2 separate regions of the Homo sapiens genome follow, and region 2 is linked to region 1. A link is an interaction called in ENCODE POLR2A ChIA-PET data of the cell type or tissue named here. Cell type or tissue: PC-3. All regions are shown on one strand. Each heading gives the region's core, and the rest is flanking DNA. Links, peaks and the distances in the headings are about the cores only.

Region 1 (8,000 bases), core at 1-8,000:
TGTATCCATGGGAACATAAGTAGGATGACATAAGTTTATAACTTGTTGCTAGGCAGATCTAGCTTGTAATGTATTAAGATTTTCCCATTAAAAAGCATTTGGATGGTTTTCTTTTGTGCGGTGAAGGTAACTAAACAGCGTAATTTGGAATTAAAACTGTGAAGTTGTATAAATTCCTTCTAGGAGAACCAACTACTCTTTGTTTTCTTTCTTTCTTTTTTTTTTTTTTTTTTGAGACAAGATCTCTTTTTGTCACCCAGGCTGGACTACAGTGACATGATCAGGTTTCACTGCAGCCTGGACCTCCTGGACACAAATGATCCTCCTACCTCAGCCTTCTCCTCCCCTTTACCAGCTCCTCCCCTTCCCTTCCCCAGCTCTCCCCCTCCAGTAGCTGGGAATACATGTATGCATCAGCATGTCTGGCTAATTAATTTATTTTTTAATTTTTATTTATTTATTTATTTATTTATTTATTTATTTATTTATTTATTTATTTATTGAGATGGAGTCTCGCTCTGTTGTCCAGGCTGGAGTGCAATGGCGTGATCTTGGCTCTTTGTATCTTCCTCCTCCTGGGTTCAAGAGATTCTCCTGCCTCAGCCTCCCTAGTAGCTGGGATTACAGGCACCTGCCATTATGCCTGGCTGATTTTTGTAGTTTTGTGGAGATGCAGTTTCACCATGTTGGCCGGGCTGGTCTTGAACTCCCAGCCTCAGAAGATCTGCCCACCTCAGCCTCCCAAAGTGCTGGGGTTACAGGTGTGACACTGAGCTCAGCCTATTCATTCATTCATTCATTCATTCATTCATTCATGAGACGGAGTCTCGCTCTGTCCCCAGGCTGGAGTGCAATGGCATGACCTCGGCTCACTGCAACCTCCGCCTCCTGGGTTCAAGTGATTCTCTGCCTCAGCCTCATGAGCAGCTGGGATTACAGGCATCTGCCACCACACCCGGCTAATTTTGTGTTTTTAGTAGAGATGGCGTTTCACCATGTTAGTCAGGCTGGTCTTGAATTCCCAACCTCAGGTGATCCGCCTGCCTCAGCTTCCCAGAGTGCTGGGATGACAGGCGTGAGCCGCCACACCCAGCCATATATATATGTATTTTTTATTTGAGTTTGCGTTTTGCCGTGTTGCCCAGGCTGGTCTTGAACTCCGGAATTTCAGATCGCCCACCTCAGCCTCCTAAAGTGCTGGGAGCCGCTGTGCCCAGCCTAGTCATGTTTTTAATTAATTGAATGTCTGAAATGGAAGATAATGAGTTAAAATAATTGTGTCTTAAGCCTGTCCTCTTCAGCTAAAACAGTCAGTATTTAGATATGTATGAACGAGATGTGAACACTTGATCCATCCTAAAGTACATAGCAGATTTCAAGATGATGACAGGTATCTTGGGTAGTTCTTCCGACTCTCAAAGACTTGGTGGACTAACCAAGAAAACCTCATGGAGATCGAGACACCTGTCTTGTATTTTGGTTGCAATTTTTTAAAATTAATTTTTAAAAAATGTAATATTAGTGTAAAATAACTAAATTTCAAAAAAGTTTAGAATGAGATGTAATTGAGGTCACATAGCTCTTTTCTGCAGAGGCTATCACACTTAACACCTTATCTGATTGTAATTTAAAGAATTTTTTGAGGCTGGACACGTTGGCTCACGCCTGTAATTCCAGCATTTTGGGAGACTGAGGTAGGAGGGACACTTGAGCCCAGCCTGGGCAACATAGTGAAACCCCGTCTTACAGAAAATTAAAAAATTAGCTGGCTGTCGTAGTGTGCACCTCTGGTTCCAGGTACTTTGGAGTCTGAAGTGGGAGGATCACTTGAGCCAGGGAGGTTGAGGCTGCAGTGAACTGCCATTGCACTCCAGCCTGGGTGACAGAGCAAGATCCCTGTCTCAGAAGAAAAACAGAAAAGAGGCTGGGTGTGGTGGCTCACGCCTGTAATCCCAGCACTTTGGGAGGCTGAGGCAGGTGGATCACGAGGTCAGGAGATCGAGACCGTCCTGGCCAACATGTTGAAACCCCATCTCTACTAAAAATACAAAAAAAATTAGCTGGGCTTGGTGGCGCGTGCCTGTGGTCCCAGCTACTTGGAAGGCTGAGGCAAGAGAATTGCTTGAACCCGGAAGGTGGAGGTTGCAGTGACCCGAAATTGCACCACTGCACTCCAGCCTTGCGGCAGAGTGAGACTCGGCCTTAAAAAAAAAGAAAACCAGAAAAGAATTATGTAAGCAGTTATTCAATAATAAATAATATTTATGCAGCTGGGCACAGTGGTTCACACCTGTAGTCCTAGCACTTTTGGAGGCTGAGGCGGGTGGATCACTTGAGCCCAGGAGTTCGGGACCAACCTGGGCAACATGGCAAAACCCCATCTCTACAAAAAGTACAAAAATTAGCCGGTTATGGTGGTGTTCTCCTTTAGTCCCAGCTATTCAGGAAGCTGAGGTGGGCGGATCACTTGTGCCCAGGAGGTTGAGGCTGCAGTGAGCCAAGATGTCGCCACTGCACTCCAGTCCCAACAACAGAGTGAGACCCTGTCTCAATTAAAAAAAAAATAATAATATTTATGCCGTTTTTTTGTACCAGCTACTATGATAGGTGCTTTATAGGACAATTTGGGGAAGTAATTGCTGTTAACTCCATTTTACTCATATAAGGAAAGTGACGCTTGCACAAGGTTTAATATTTCTTGCCCACTAACATGTATGCTTCAAGAAAGCAGGGGCTATGTGTTACTTCTGTCTAGCCCCCTCCTGTATCTAGCATAGTTTCTTTGGGGTTTGGGTAGTGTGTCAAATACAGTGGAAAGGCTGGTTTTACAAAGATGATTGTTGTATCTTCATTTATTACCTTTGAACTTGTAGCTTCATAGGGAAATCATGGGAATTTGAGCAGCACTGAATCTGCATGTATTAAAAAAACTTGCATCATTTCTGGATTTCATGTGGTGAATATTTGATAGTACCTCTCGTGATTTGATAAGGTCCATTATTTGGGGACAAGGGTGGTTAACATAGGGATTGATGGAATTGTGACTCCATTCTGTTGTGGCGTGTTTAGTTTTTACCTCTTTCCCTTTACTCCTCGTGCCCCAGCTGCGTCTGTGTCCATTGTCCTTTCAGTTTCTTACTCTAATTGAAAGAATACATAGGTAAAGAAGGAATCTGATAGAAGGAATAAACTTCTTTGACGGTATTAACAAGTGTCTGATCTTGATTAGTGTAAGTTGTATTCAGTGCCTCATGTTTCTTACCTTTGAATTGTAGAAAATAAAATTTTAGATCTGGTTAAGATTCTTGAGATTATTTGGCAGGAGGAAATTGAAGCGCAGTTCAGTTCCATAGAATGTTGTTGAATGCGTTTCTTCATTTGTTAAGAGTGATAATATTTGTCTCATAGGGTTGATACAAGGAGGAAGAGATACTCTTTATAAAAAAGTCTTAGGCCGATTTGATGATAATACTAATAGTTAAACTTGTTCAGAAGTTAATCTGGGCTGGGCATGGTGGCTCACACCTGTAATTTCAGCACTTTGGGAGGCAGAGGTGGGAAGGATCGCTTGAGCCCAGAAATTCCAGACCAGCCTGGGCAACAAAGTGAGACCTCGTCTCTATAAAAATTATAAAAATAAGCCGGGTATGGTGGCACATGCCTATGGTCCCAGGTACTCGGGATGCTGAGATGGAAGGATCACATGAGCCCAGGAAGTCGAGGCTGTGGTGAGCTATGATCATTGCCACTGCACTCCAGCCTAGGTGACAGAGTGAGACCCTGTCTATTAAAAAAAGTTAGTCTGTGTTAGCATAGTATCGGCAGAAAAGTATTCTGACACAGTATAGGAGGGATCAGGGTATGGGGGAATGAGTCAGGAAGGCCATTTTAAAGATTTTACAGTGTCCTAAACTTGATAGTGAAGGCTAAGCATTAGAAATGGAAGAGATTGGCTGGGCGCAGTGGCTCACGCCTGTAATCCCTGCACTTTGGGAGGCCGAGGCGGGCAGATCACGAGGTCAGGAGATCAAGACCATCCTGGCTAACACGGTGAAACCCTGTCTCTACTAAAAACACAAAAAATTAGCCGGGCGTGGTGGCGGGTGCCTGTAGTCCCAGCTACTTGGCAGGCTGAGGCAGGAGAATGGCGTGAACCCGGGAGGCGGAGCTTGCACAGTGAGCCCAGATCATGCCACTGCACTCCAGCCTGGGCGACAGAGCGAGACTCCGTCTCAAAAAAAAGAGGAATGGAAGAGATTAGAAAAGATGTGAACAAACCTTATAGAGCTTCCAGGAAAGGAAGAAAGGTAAAAACATTGAGATTTGGAATGTTGAGTAATGGGATAGTATAAACAGTATAGCAGTATAGAGATGTCACTAATGTTTTAGAAACTGAAATAATAGATTAATGCATGGTAATTACCTTGCCAGAACTGAAAAGCGGTGGTAGTGATGCTGGAGGAAGCAGATTGCTGCTGCAGAACTGCAGCAAGGCCTAGGAGGTGGAGGCACCAGGTATCTTCAGAGGCCCAGGTGTGGTGTGGTTGGCCCTAAGCTGATGGGCTGACTGAAAGTCTCCAGGAATTCTTCCTGTCTCTAGATTATGCTTCATTCCAGCAGTCCAGGAATTAGACTTTCCCTAGCCTAGCACAAGACAAGTTTACTTTTGGTAGAGTTTGAACCAGAGCTGTACCCTAGACTTGAAATGGGGAGGACGGGTGGAAACTATCTGGACGTGGTGGGGGAGACGTATCTATGAAGTGAAAGTTTGTATATTGAATGGTCATTCCAGAATTCTTAATAGCCTGGCTTATACTCTCCAGCAAATTAGAAGGTTCTTCTTTGGGAGAAAACTGGCCCAGATGCTAACAATTGAGTGTTACCCTGTATTCCAGTTATTACCGCCTAACAACTGTTGCTGTTACTATTGTCTTTAAACAACAACAATCGTTTTATTATCTCACACTTTCTGGTGATGAGGATTTAGGAAGACATCAGTTGGGCAGCTCTGGCTTGGGTTTCTCTGACTTAAGTTGTGTTCACATGGTGGCTGGAGCTGAACAGTAGGGTGCTGAAGTGGCCTTGGCTGGCCAGACAGCTTTCTTCCTGGTGTCTCAGCATGGGCTGATTTGTGCTCCTCACAACATTATGGCCTCTGACTGCTTACAAGAAAGTGCAGGCTTCCAAAGCAAGTATCGCAAGAAAACTGACTATTAACTGATTCACTTTTCATGACCCAGCCTCGGAAGTCACATAGGCTCCTTTCCGATGTAGTCACAAGTCTAGTCAGCTTCAAGGGCAGGGAACATAGATTCCATCTCTTGGTAGGAGTACAGAAGTGGAATTGCAGTCAGAGTGTAAGGGGTCCCTGTGGGATGACATGAGAAACATTCTGTGACCACCTTTGGAAAACACAATCTACCACATTTTCTCATTTGGTCACAATAATTCACATTCCTCCTTCTTGTCACTTGTGCTCACACCCTCTCCCATCACATCGCTCCCCCTTCCTGCTATGGCATTAACTTCAAGTTCAGCATCTTGTCACCTGAATCAAGCCCAGTTGTGGCCACCCAAAGCTCCTCAGGTGTGGTTCCTCTAGAGCTGAACTCATGTGACGTCAAGAGAAGGAATCTGTTGCTTCCTCTGACTTAAAATGGCAGGACAAGCTTAGGATAATTGCTGTAGACACATCTGCCCAGAAAAGAGGAAACAGGAGGCACAGTAGTTTCTCATCCATTGCCATTCTGAAATTCAGCAGGGCACACGTTACCAATTCCTTGATTTGGTCTCAGTTCTGGTGCCTGGGAATGATTGTTTCAGGCTCTGGTTTCTGCTGAGAATTTTGTTTTGTCTTCTGAGTTACCCTTTTCCCTAAGAAATGGCTGATTTTTATAGCTGAGTAGTTTTCTTAGCCTTTGTGCTTTCGGTAGTTTTGGAGGAACAAAAAAACCTTCCCCTCATTTTGTACTGTTTTTGTCTCTTTCAGTCCAAACTGGTATAATTCCTTTGAAAATTTTGTGGGCTCTCTCTGTGTCAATTTGTAACCTACTACATTAGACAGGAACCACACTTAGCCTGTTTGTGGTAGGTCCTTCATTTCCTTGGGCTCCTTGTGTGTCACCAGCCTTAGTATTCTTAGAAGCCCTGTTGTTTGATGGAGAGGATCTTAAAATCCTTAGAAGGCTCTTGGTCTCTTGGAAAGGACAGTGCAGAACCTTCTTAGATCTTTTTGAGGTTTTAAGAAAGTATTACAGTCACAGTCTGGGTTTGTTCTTTACCACTGAGAATTTTGAGAATTGTTTCTTTTTTTAAAATTCTGCCTGGAAATATCCTTAGGTAGATCATGGAGTTTATTAGGTGCATTTCCTGTTTTCCACATTTCTAAAGGCCACATTTTCCACTACTTAGACAACAGGGGACCCTTTTCCTGTAATGTACAATAGTAGTTTTCATAGTTTCTATTAAGCTTTTCCTGATAGTTTCCTTGTTGAGGCCCTTCAGGCTTTTGCTGATAGCCTCTTAAAGGCCTTGCAATTTCCACCTGCCACCCAGCCCCAAAGCCAGTAGCACAGTTCTGGGTTTTTGTTGCAGCATCTCACTTCCAGGTGCCAAAATCTGTTCCTTAGTCTTGCTGCCTGAAAAATGACCCCCAAAAGTTAGTGACTTAAAATAATTCCGTGATTTCTGTAGGTCAGGAATTTAGGAAGAGCTTGATTGGGCAATTGTGGCTCAGGTTCTTGCTTTGGCTGCAGTCAGATGGTAGAGCTGAAGAGTAGTGCACAGGCAAGGCAGTGTGCACAGCTGGAGAGGGCCGAGCTGAGCCGCCTCCACAAGGTCTCTGTGTGAATTTGTTTGTGCTGCTTCTTCAGGGCACTCAGACTGCCCACATAGCTTTGTGTCCAAATGTATGTCCTGTGGGAGGATGAGCAGAATCTGTATTACCTTTTATGATGACTTAGTCTTGGAAGTTACATCACATCATTTCTGCTCTAGTCAACAACTTGCCTGGGGTTCTAGGGGAGGAAAACAGACCTCATATCTTAGTGTCAGTTGGCCACACTGTAAGAAGGTGATATGGGGTGGGAGATAATGTGATCAGCTCTAGAAAAATGTAATCCACCATAGCTCTTAGTGAAACAGTTACATCCCTGTCTGATCACCTTGCAGGGGAGTCTTGCCATTAATAAGCACCAGCTGTGTATGTGACATTAAAACTTACTTTTTAGTACTTCCTTCTTAACTGTGACTTAACAGTCAAGGATTATCAGGCACATGAAGAAAAAGCCATAACAGTCTAACACAGACAGATAAAAAGAAACCAAGTGAAGAAATAGGAAATACAGGTTGCATAAGAAAAGCTCAAATTTGAAAAAACAAAAAAGCTTGAAGAGCTAAGAGAAAATGCATGACATAAAAGCAAGAAGGTATAAAGTAGGGGTCCATTCAGAGAACAAGAAAGAGCTCTTGGAAAATAGGATTGCAGGACAAATTTTCAATAGGAAACCAAGGAAATCTTCCAGAAAGTAGTAGGCAAAGACAGACAAAAAGAGAAAGACAATGCCTGATTGGCTTCTTGACTGAAACATATTTAGGTGGGAAGAGGAAGTGTGGAAATGTGAATAAGGACTGTATACTAATGATAATGAATTAATATTAATTTTTGCTTAAGTGTGATAATAGCACTGTGGTTATAGAGGAGAATGCCCTTAGGCTTAGAAGATGCATACTAAAGGAACTGTCATGATATTTGCATTTTTCAGATGGTTGTGTGCACACACGTGCGCTCACACACAGTGGGAGAGGGAGGGAGAAGGGAGAGCGGTTATGTACAAGAGAGACAACTAAAGCAATTATGATATAATATTAGTAATTGATGATGAATACAAAAACAAAACAGAAGGGAATACTTTAGAGTTAATGGATTGGTTCAGGAGCTCCAACATCTGCACTGTTAGATGTTCTAGAGAGAGAAAAGATAATTGAGAGGAAACAATATT
Region 2 (10,239 bases), core at 1,395-9,394, 100 kb after region 1:
CAAAACAGTAAAGATAAGAATACAAAAATTAATAATGATAGGTTTTTAAAAAATTTTTTTTTTCTTTTGAGATGGAGTCTCACTCTATCGCCAGGCTGGAGTGCAGTGGTGTGATCTCAGCTCACTGCAACCTCTGCCTCCCGGGTTCATGCCATTCTCCTGCCTCAGCCTCCTGAGTAGCTGGGACTACAGGTGCCCACCACACACCTGGCTAATTTTTGTATTTTTAGTAGAGATGGGGTTTCACCATGTTGGCCAGAATGGTCTCAGTCTCTTGACCTCGTGATCCACCCGCCTTGGTCTCCCAGAGTGCTGGGATTATAGGCGTGAACCACCCGCACCCAGACTAAAGTTTCATTTGAGACAGGGTCTCACTGTGGCCCAGGCTGGAGTGCAGTGGTGCGATCATGGTTCACTACAGCCTCGACCTCCCGGCTCAAGTGATCCTCCCACTTCAGTTCCCCTGCTAACCCGCCTACGAGTAGCTGGAAGTACAGGCACATGCCACTGTGACTGGCTAATTTTTAAATTTTTTGTGTGTGAGACAAGGTCTTGCTTTGTTGCCCAGGTTGGAGTGCAGTGGTGTAATCACGGTTCTCTGCAGCCTCAACCTCCTGGGCTCAAGCAGTCCTCCCACCTCTGCCTCCCAAGTAGCTGAGACTTACAGGCACAAATCACACCTGGCTAATTTTTTTTCTTTTAATTTTTTTTTGTAGAGACAGGATTTTGCCATGTTGTCCAGGCTGGTCTCGAACTCCTGAGCTCAAGAGTGCAGTGGCACAATCTCTGCTCACTGCAACCTCCATCTCCTGGGTTCAAGTGATTCTCCCACCGCAGCCTCCCAAGTAGCTGGGATTACAGGCATAAGCCACCGCGCCTGGCCAGCCCAGCTAAATTTTCAACTTTTTTTTGTAGAGACAGGGTCTTGCTACGTTGCCAGGGCTAGTCTGAAACTCCTGGCCTCAAGTCGTCCTCCCACCTTGGCCTCCCAAAGTGCTGGCAGTACAGGTATGAGTCACTGTGCCTGGCCCAAGAACTTAAGTACTTTTTTCAGTGCATGTCTGCTGTTGCTAAATTCTTTCCTTTAAAAAAAAAATCTGGCTGGGTGCAGTGGCTCACGTCTGTAATCCCAGCACTTTGGGAGGCTAGAGCAGATGGATCACCTGAGGTCAGGAGTTTGAGACCAGCCTGGCCAACATGGTGAAACCCCATCTCTACTAAAAATATAAAAATTAGCCAGGCATGGTGGCAGGTGCCTGTAATCCCAGATACTCAGGAAACTGAGGCAGAGGAATTGCTTGAACCCGGGAGGCGGAGGTTGCAGTGAGCAGAGATTGCACCATTGCACTCCAGCGTAGGCAACAGAGCAAGACTCCATCTCAAAAAAAAAAGCCAAAAAAAAAAAAACTAAAGTCATCATTATTTTGCATTTATATTTGATAGATGTAAAATATAAATTTTCTGTTTGTAAAATATTAGGGTTTTATTTTTGTCTTCTGGCACATTAAGGATGTAATTCCATTGTCTTCTAGCTTCCATAGTTTTAAGCAAAAGTCAACACACAACCATTTTACTTCTCTGAAAATAACATTACTTTTTTTTTTTTTTTTTTTTTTCTGAGACAGAGTCTCGCTCTGTCTCCCAGGCTGGAGTGCCGTGGTGCAATCTCAGCTCACTGCAAACTCTACCTCCTGAGTTCAAGCAATTCTCCTGCCTCAGCCTCCTAAGTAGCTGGGATTACAGGCATGCACCACCACACCCAGCTAATTTTTGTATTTTTAGTAGAGGTGGGGTTTCACTGTGTTGGTCAGGCTCGTCTCAAACTCCTGACCTCGTGATCCACCTGCCTTGGCCTCCCAAAGTGCTGGGATTACAGGCGTGAGCCACCGCGCCCAGCCAACATTCCTTTTTTCTCTGGCTGTTTTAAATTTTTTTTCTTTGTCTAGGGCTTTCATCTAGTTGATGATGATTGCCTGGATGTGGCTTTGCATTTGTTCTGCTTCATTATGCTCCTGGGGGGTTCACTGAGCTGCTCAACTCTGTGAGTTGGTGCCTTTCATTTATTATTATTATATTTTAGAGAGATAGGGTCTTGCTTCATCACCCAGACTGGAGGGCAGTGGCACAATCAGGGCTCACTGCAGCCTTGATCTCCTGGGCTCAAGTGATCCTCCCATCTCAGCCTCCCAAGTAGCTGGGGCTAGAGGCACGTGCCACCATGCTCAGCAAATTTTAAATTTTTTGTAGAGACAGTGTTTCACCATGTTGCTCAGGCTGGTGTTGAACTCCTGGGCTCAAGAGATCCACCTGCCTTGACCTCCCAAAGTTCTGGGATTACAGGCATGAGTCGCTGCATCCAGCTGAGTTGATATATTTATTTATTTATTTTGAGATGGAATCTCACTCTGTTGCCCAGGCTGGAGTGCAATGGCATGATCTTGGCTCACTGCAACCTCCGCCCACCGGGTTCAAGCAATTCTCCTGCCTCAGCCTCCTGTGTACCTGGGATTATAGGCACCCGCCAGCATGCCTGGCTAATTTTTTTTTTTTTTTTGTAGAGACAGGTTTTCACCATGTTGGCCAGGCTGGTCTTGAACTCCTGACCTTAGGGGATCCACCCGCCTTGGCCTCCCAAAATGCTGGGATTACAGGTATGAGCCACTGTGCCCGGCAAGTTGACATATTTAATCAGGCTTCAAAAATACTTGGTCATTGTTGCTTTAACTACTGCTATGTCCCTTTCTGTCTTTTGTCACCTTCAGGGGCTGCAGGTCTACATTTCACATATGTCTCTGATGCTCAATTTTTGTTTTCCCCGCAGTATTTTTCTCTGTGTGCTTCAGATTGGATATCTTATACTGACCTGTCTTTGAGTTCCCTAATTCTACCGTCTCTATGTCCTGGCTGCTATCAAACCCATGCAATTAGTTCTCAATTTCAGATGTTTTATATTGCACTACTAGAATGGCCTTTTATTTATTTATTTTTATTTTTTTCAAGACAGAGTTTCACTCTTGTTGCCCAGCTGGAGTGCAGTGACTTGATCTCAGCTCACTGTGCACCCTCCATTTCCCAGTTTCAAGTGATTCTCGTGCCTCAGCCTCCCAAGTAGTTGGGATTACAGGTACCCGTCACCATGTCTGGCTAATTTTTGTGTTTTTAGTAGAGGTGGGGCTTCACTATATTGGGCAGGCTGGTCTCGAACTCCTGGCCTTGTGATCTGCCCACCTTGGCCTCCCAAAGTGCTGGGATTACAGGCATGAGCCACCACTCCCGTCCTAGAATGGCTTTTTATAGACTAAGTCTCCACTGAAATATTTTTATCTTGTCATATATCTTGCCCATTGTTTTCTCTATTTTCTTTAATATACAGAGCTGGAAGAAAAACTGGCAGAAACTCTGACATGAGAGAATTGCAGAAGGGATGAGACCCAAAATCGGCATATAAGCTTTGCTAAATCTCTGGCTGACCGCAAAACTATACATGAGCTGGCAGTGAGCAGAGATCGCGCCACTGCACTCCAGCCTGGGCGACAGAGCGAGACTCCGTCTCAAAAAGAAAAAAAAAGAAAGAAAGAAAGAAAGAAATGCCAAAGCAAATTTGGGGTAAGTGGAAATGACCCTAGATGGCATCTCAGTTCTACAGATAGAAATGAATAGCAACAGAAGGGTACATATGTGGGTAGACATATTAATAAAAAACCAGATGGGGGGCTGGTGGCAACCCAGCACTTTGTGAGGCCAAGGCAGGAGAATTTCTTGAGCCTGGGAGTTTGAAGCTGCAGTGAGCTATGATCGCACCACTGCCCTCCAGCCTGGGTGACAGAGCAAGACTCCGTCTCAAAAAAAAAAAAAAAAAAAAGTTACTATTTATTTATTTGTTATCATTATTTTTTTTTCTTTTTTTTTTTTTTTTTATTTGACACGGAGTCTCGCTCTGCTCTGTTGCCCAGACTGGAGTGCAGTGGCGTGATCTCCGCTCACTGCAAGCTCCGCCTCCTGGGTTCACGCCATTCTCCTGCCTCAGCCTCCTGAGTAGCTGGGACTACAGGCGCCCACCACTGCACCCGGCTAATTTTTTATATTTTTAGTAGAGACGGGGTTTCACCATGTTAGCCAGGATGGTCTCGATCTCCTGACCTCGTGATCCACTGGGAGGACCTCGTGATCCACGCCTCGGCCTCCCAAAGTGCTGGGATTACAGGCGTGAGCCACCGCACCCGGCCTTGTTATAATTATTTTCTTTAAGAAATAATGTTTCAGTCTGTTGCCCAGGCTGGACTGCAGTGACGCAATCATAGCTGACTGCAACCTCAAATTCCTGGGCTTAAACAATCATCCTGCCTCAGCCTCCAATAGCTGGGGCTACAGGTGCATGTCATCATGCCCAGCTAATTCTTTATTTGTTTGTGTTTTTTTTTTGAGACGGAGTCTCGCTCTGTCTCCCAGGCTGGAGTGCAGTGGTGCGATCTTGGCTCACTGCAAGCTCTGCCTCCCAGGTTTACACCATTCTCCTGCCTCAGCCTCCCAAGTAGCTGGGACTACAGGCGCCCGCCACCACGCCTGGCTAATTTTTTTTTTTTTTTTTTTAGTAGAGACGGAGTTTCACCATGTTAGCCAGGATGGTCTTGATCTCCTGACCTCGTGATCCGCCTGCCTTGGCCTCCCAAAGTGCTGAGATTACAGGCGTGAGCCACTGCGCCCAGCCACACCCAGCTAATTCTTTTATTTTTTTAAAAAATTTTTTTTGAGATGGAGTCTCAATCTATCACCCAGGCTGGAATGCAATGGTGCAATCTCAGTTCACTGCAGCCTCTACCTCCCGGGTTCAAGTGATTCTCCTGCCTTAGCCTCCTGAGTAGCTGGGACTACAGGCACCCACCACCATGTCTGGCTAATTTTTGTATTTTTAGTAGAGATGAGGCTGGGCGTGGTGGCTCACGCCTGTAATCCCATCACTTTGGGAGGCCAAGGCAGGTGGATTACTTGAGGTCAGGAGTTCGAGGCCAGCCTGGCCAACATGGTGAAACTACTAAAAATACAAAAAAATTAGCTGAGCATGGTGGTGGGCGCCTGTAATCCCAGCTACTCGGGAGGCTGAGGGGGGAGAATTGCTTGAACCCAGGAGGCAGAGGTTACAGTGAGCTGAGATTATACCACTGCACTCCAGCCTGGGCAACAGAGTGAGACTGTCTCAAAAAATAAATAGGCCCGGTGTGGTGGCTCACGCCTGTAACCCCAGCACTGTGGGAGGCCGAGGTGGGCAGATCACTTGAGGTCAGGAGTTTGAGACCAGCCTGGCCAACATGGTGAAACCCCGTCTCTACTAATAATACAAAAATTAGCCAGGTGTGGTGGTGCACGTCTGTAAGCCGAGCTACTTGGGAGGCTGAGACAGGAGAATCGCTTGAACTTGGAGGTTGCAGTGAGCTGAGATTGCACCACTGCACTCCAGCCTGGTCGACAGAGAGAGACTCTGTCTTAGAAATAAATAAATAAATAAATAGTGGAGATGGGGTTTTACCATGTTGGCCAGGCTTGTCATAATAATAATAATAAAATAATAATTATTATTATAATTATTATGTAATTATAATAATTATTATTATTATTTTGAGATGGAGTCTCAATCTGTTGCCCAGGCTGGAGTGCAGTGGCGCAATCTCAGCTCACTGCAACCTCCACCTCCCGGGTTCAAGCAATTGATTCTCCTGCCTCAGTCTGCCAAGTAACTGGGACTACAGGCACCCACCACAACGCCCGGATAATTTTTTGTATTTTTATAGAGATAGGGTTTCACCGTGTTAGACAGGATGGTCTCAATCTCCTGACCTCATGATCGCCTGCCTCGGCCTCTCAAAGTGCTGGGATTACAGGCGTGAGCCACCGTGCCCGGCCAATTCTTTTATTTTTAGTAGAGACAGGGTCTCACCTGTTGCCCAGCCTGGTCTCAAATTCCTGGGCTCAAGCAGTCCTCCCACCTCGGCCTCCCAAAGAGCTGGCATTACAGGCGTGAGCCGCTGTGACCAGCCCTGACTTTACTATTTAAAGCGAAAATAAGAATGCTTTATTTTGTATGTATAATAAGTAGATGTGGTAGATGACTGCAGCAGCCCTGGCGATGGCGCAGGTGGAAATATTCTACTGCTCTATTTTACTTGAAGTAATTCAATTCTAATTCTGAGAAGACTGGGATTAGTTAAAATGCACATTTTCACCTCCAGTGCCATCACTAAAAAACAATAATGCAAACACATATAGCCAGAAATCCAATAGGAAATTGTGGAATACTAAAAAATATTGTATTAACACAAAAGAAGGCAGGAAAGGAGCAATAGACAAACCAAAAGAGATGAGACAAAATAAATATTAACATGGCGGACCCCACTCTACCTTAACTCCAGCCGAAATCCCACGTGGGTGAAACAAACCCTCCGATTAAAAGATCAAGACAGTCAGACCAGGCAGGGTGGAGGCGACGGTGTCTGGGAAGCAGGGGAAGCAGGCTGAGCCAGGGCTTGGAGGGAAGGAGCAGGGGTGGTCCCAGTGCCCATCTCTGCATGGCCAGGGCCACCCGGGCCACTCTGAGTCCCTGCAGGAAGAGCCGGGCAGGGACTCACGGTCCAGGGAGCCTGCTTCTGGGCTGGGGGAGGAGGTCTGCTCTGGAGGGCCAGGCACGGGTGGGGCAGGTCCTGAGGTGGGGGTTCCGCCTCTGAGCCTGATGTCAGCAGGAGATACTTGTCCTCCCCACCATTTCCTGGGCTGACTCTCGGGGTTGTCTCTACGGCCGGGTGATATGAGGCCTACACAGCGAACATAGGCCCCAGGCAGCTGCCTGCTGGGTGTGTACGTGGCGGTTCCTCGGGTACACGAACTAGCAGGAGTGACTGTGGAGGCAGCCAGGACGTGTGTGCGTGTGTGTGTGTGTGTCTGTGTATGTGTATATGTGTGTGTGTGTCTATGTGTATGTGTATATGTGTGTTTATGTGTGTATATATGTGTGTATGTGTATGTGTACATGTGTGTATATGTGCGTCCCTGGGCGCGTGGATGCGCCCTCCCCTCCCCTCCCCTCTCCTCCATCCTGTCTGCCTCCTCCATACCTAGCCAGGGGCTGGTACGCAGGGAGTCCCACGCCTGCTGGCTGAAGGGTGGGGCTTGTGCTTCCGCCCATGGGCAGCTTTGCCAGCGCAAGGAGTTTCTCACCTGCAGCGGCCCCCGTGCATGAACGCTGACGCCTGTGACACCACGGTTTGTGCTCAATGGATGCCTGATGCCCTGGAGAGGGAATGGCTTCTTGGGGACAGCAAATTAGCCTGTGAGTCAGCTTCTTGAGGGGGCATGTGGGGTTCTCCTGCTCCCAAATCTGCACCTTCTGGTGATGTGCACGGCGCAGCCCTAGCCCCAGACCGTCTGCCTGTGCCCGTTCCCAGGTGCCTGCTGTTTCGGGCCTCTTGACTGTAGACCTGGAGCCGCTGCTCACACTTGCGAAGACAATGGAAGGCCAATCCCCACCCCCACCCCTGCTCTTCTGGCCATGCTAGGAATGGTCATAAGGTGTGATATTTTGAAAACATGAGCTGTATGTCCAAGAGTGTGGCCCGGCCCGCTACACTGGCTGTCTGGCGCCCTGGCTGCTGTATTTTGGTGACTGAGCCTTTTTAGCTTGCAGAGCATGTCACTTCCAAGATGTTTTGGACTGAAAAACCAGCATGCAGAGGCCTATTCTTATCAGCTATCCAGGGACACCGGCTGTGCCTGGGGGGCCTGGATGGGGGTCCCAGACTCTGTCCCCTCTGTGACCTAGGACTGACACACTCATGACCTGCCTCACCCATTCACATGGCCCAGCTCTCGTCCACCTTTCTTTTTTTTTTCTGTTTTTGAGACAAGGTCTCAATCGGTTGCCCAGGCTGGAGTGCAGTGGTGAAATCACTGTAGCCTCAACCTCCTGGGCTCAAGTGGTCCTCCCACCTCAGCCTCCTGAGTAGCTGGGGACCACAGGCATGTGCCACCAGGACTAATTTTTTTTGTTGTGTTTTTTGAGACAGAGTCTCGCTCTGTCGCCCAGGCTGGAGTGCAGTGGTGCGATCTCGGCTCACTGCAACCTCCACCTCCTGGGTTCAAGAGATTCTCCTGCCTCATCCTCCTGAGTAGCTGGGACTACAGGTGCGTGCCACCAGACCAAGCTAATTTTTGTATTTTTAGTAGAGATGGGGTTTCACCATGTTGGCTAGGCTGGTCTTGAACTCCTGACCTTGTGATCCGCCCGCCTCGGCCTCCCAAAGTGCTGGGATTACAGGCGTGAGCCACCGCTCCCGGCACAGGGACTAATTTTTTTTTTTTTTTTTTTTTTGAGACGGAGTCTTGCTCTGTCACCCAGGCTGGAGTGCAGTGGCACAATCTTGGCTCACTACAAGCTCCGCCTCCCGGGTTCCCGCCATTCTCCTGCCTCAGCCTCCCAAGTAGCTGGGACTACAGGCGCCCACCACCACGCCCGGCTAATTTTTTTAGTAGAGATGGGGTTTCACCGTGTTAGCCAGGATGGTCTCGATCTCCTGACCTCTGGTGATCTGCCCGCCTTGGCCTCCCAAAGTGCTGGGATTACAGGCGTGAGCCAGCGCGCCCAGCCCACAAGGACTAATTTTTTTATCTTTTGTAGAGAGAGGGTCTTGCTATATTGCCCAGGCTGCTCAAGTGATCTGCCCGTCTCAGCCTCCCAAAGTGGTGGGATTACAGACAGGTTCAAGCCACTGTGCCTGGCCTTATCTACCTTTCAACTCCCTTCACACTGCTGTCCCTGCCCCGGAAACATTGGCCACAGGGGCTAGTCCTCTGTTGACCCCCTCAGCCAGGCTCCAGGTCCAGCCACCCGCTGTCTGCAGCACACACCTTCCCATCACCCTGGGAGGGCTGCGTGGCACCCATGGTGTGAGAGAGGAGGCTGCGCCTGAGAGGTGCGTTAGTGAGCCTGACACACAGCCTGTGTGTGGCCTGGAGACCACTAGTTCTGGCTCTGAAGTCCACTGGGGCTCTGGGACCTCGGTGGGCCCTTGAGTCCGTGTGGCTTGACCCTTGGTTGTTTGGGGCCTGCTTCCCAGCTGCCAGCAGAACTGGGGCTCCCGTCCTCACTCCTCCTGCAGCTCAGCTCCAGAGCTCCAGGGGCCTGGGCCCTCTGCCCAGCTCATCCTCTGCTCCCAGTAGGCAACCCCCCCACCCTTGAGAGGGGGTTGCCCTATGCCTGTCCCTCTGGGGTCTGCTTGCCTATTCCTGTCCCAGCACCTGCCGGGTGGTCAGGTGGAGTGGCTTCAGGGGCAAGGCCCCCGCTATTTTTAGCACTTTCGGCTCCTGTAAACACCTCTCCCAGCCTCTCTGGCCCTGGAAGCCTCTCCTCCCCAGCACAGCCGGGACCGCGGCTGTCACACGCCCCTGCAAGGCCTGGAGGAGGGTCCCTGAAACTTCGTGCAGCACCCGCCCTCTCCTGCAGCAGAGATTGGCGCTGCGTTCCCAGCCCCTTCAGCTGCTTCTCCCCAGAGCCAGGTGCTTGGGTCCAGCCGTGCGGTGTGGACCAGGCCATGCTTGGGGACGACAATCGAGGCAAGTCCTACCTGCAGGAATCGGTGTGCTGAGAAGCAGGGCTTTGCACACAAGCTATATGTGTTGCCACACAGCCACCACTGCCATCCTAGGGGAGCAGCGGGCCACTGCCAGGCATCCCACACCTCCCTGCGTGACAGCAGCCTGGCCAGCTTTGAGCAGCCCTGAGCCTGTGCGGGGACAGCTCTTGGTGTTCCTGTTTTGCATTACCTTTTCACTGTTTGTTGAGACAGCCCAGGCAGCATCTTGGGGGCTAATCCCGGGGGCTGAGTCGCTGGAGAGGGGTCAAGGGGAGTGGCCTGTGGCTGCCATTAGTGCCTGTCCCTGTGGCCTCGGTCCCCGCGGCCTCGGTCCCTGCAGCCGCAGTGGCGCCTGCATGGAGGGGGCCCCCTAATCATGGTGCCTCGGCTGTGGAATGTTCTGGGAGCTAGTCAGAACGGACATGGCTGCCGCAGCTGACCCTCCCGCCTGGCGAACTCTTTCTGGCTAATTGTTCTGTTTGTTTGCCCAGAGCAGGTGGGGGCAGGGCCTCTTCCATCCATTATCGGCTCACATGGTGCCAGGGAGGCACCGTGTGCACACAGGCTCAGCATTTTGGTTTTGCTTGAATTAGCAAGAAGCAGCAGGGAGTGGGGTTTGAGA

The links. ChIA-PET counts read pairs that join two places held together with the same protein. Peaks named below come from ENCODE experiments on the same cell type or tissue, not always from the same donor. Only the 100,000 strongest peaks of a DNase experiment are listed, where the experiment ranks them.
Region 2: POLR2A ChIA-PET joins it to region 1 with 11 read pairs; 3 of 35 experiments call an interaction of 5 or more read pairs at or near these places.

The regions. Positions count from the first base shown.
Region 1 is chr14:102,639,050-102,647,049 of GRCh38, forward strand. The region is part of intron 2 of RCOR1 (REST corepressor 1); the gene reads left to right. Among named protein-coding and RNA genes, the nearest start is that of RCOR1, 50 kb to the left of the region's middle. In PC-3, for the core only: no CTCF peak of the experiment used is centred there; no DNase peak of the experiment used is centred there.
Region 2 is chr14:102,740,105-102,750,343 of GRCh38, forward strand. It overlaps LOC124903390 (a long non-coding RNA gene), which reads left to right and starts at 2,613. Exons shown (of 2, transcript XR_007064356.1): 1 at 2,613-3,606. RefSeq lists a silencer at 6,665-6,838 and an enhancer at 9,648-10,239. In PC-3, for the core only: no CTCF peak of the experiment used is centred there; no DNase peak of the experiment used is centred there.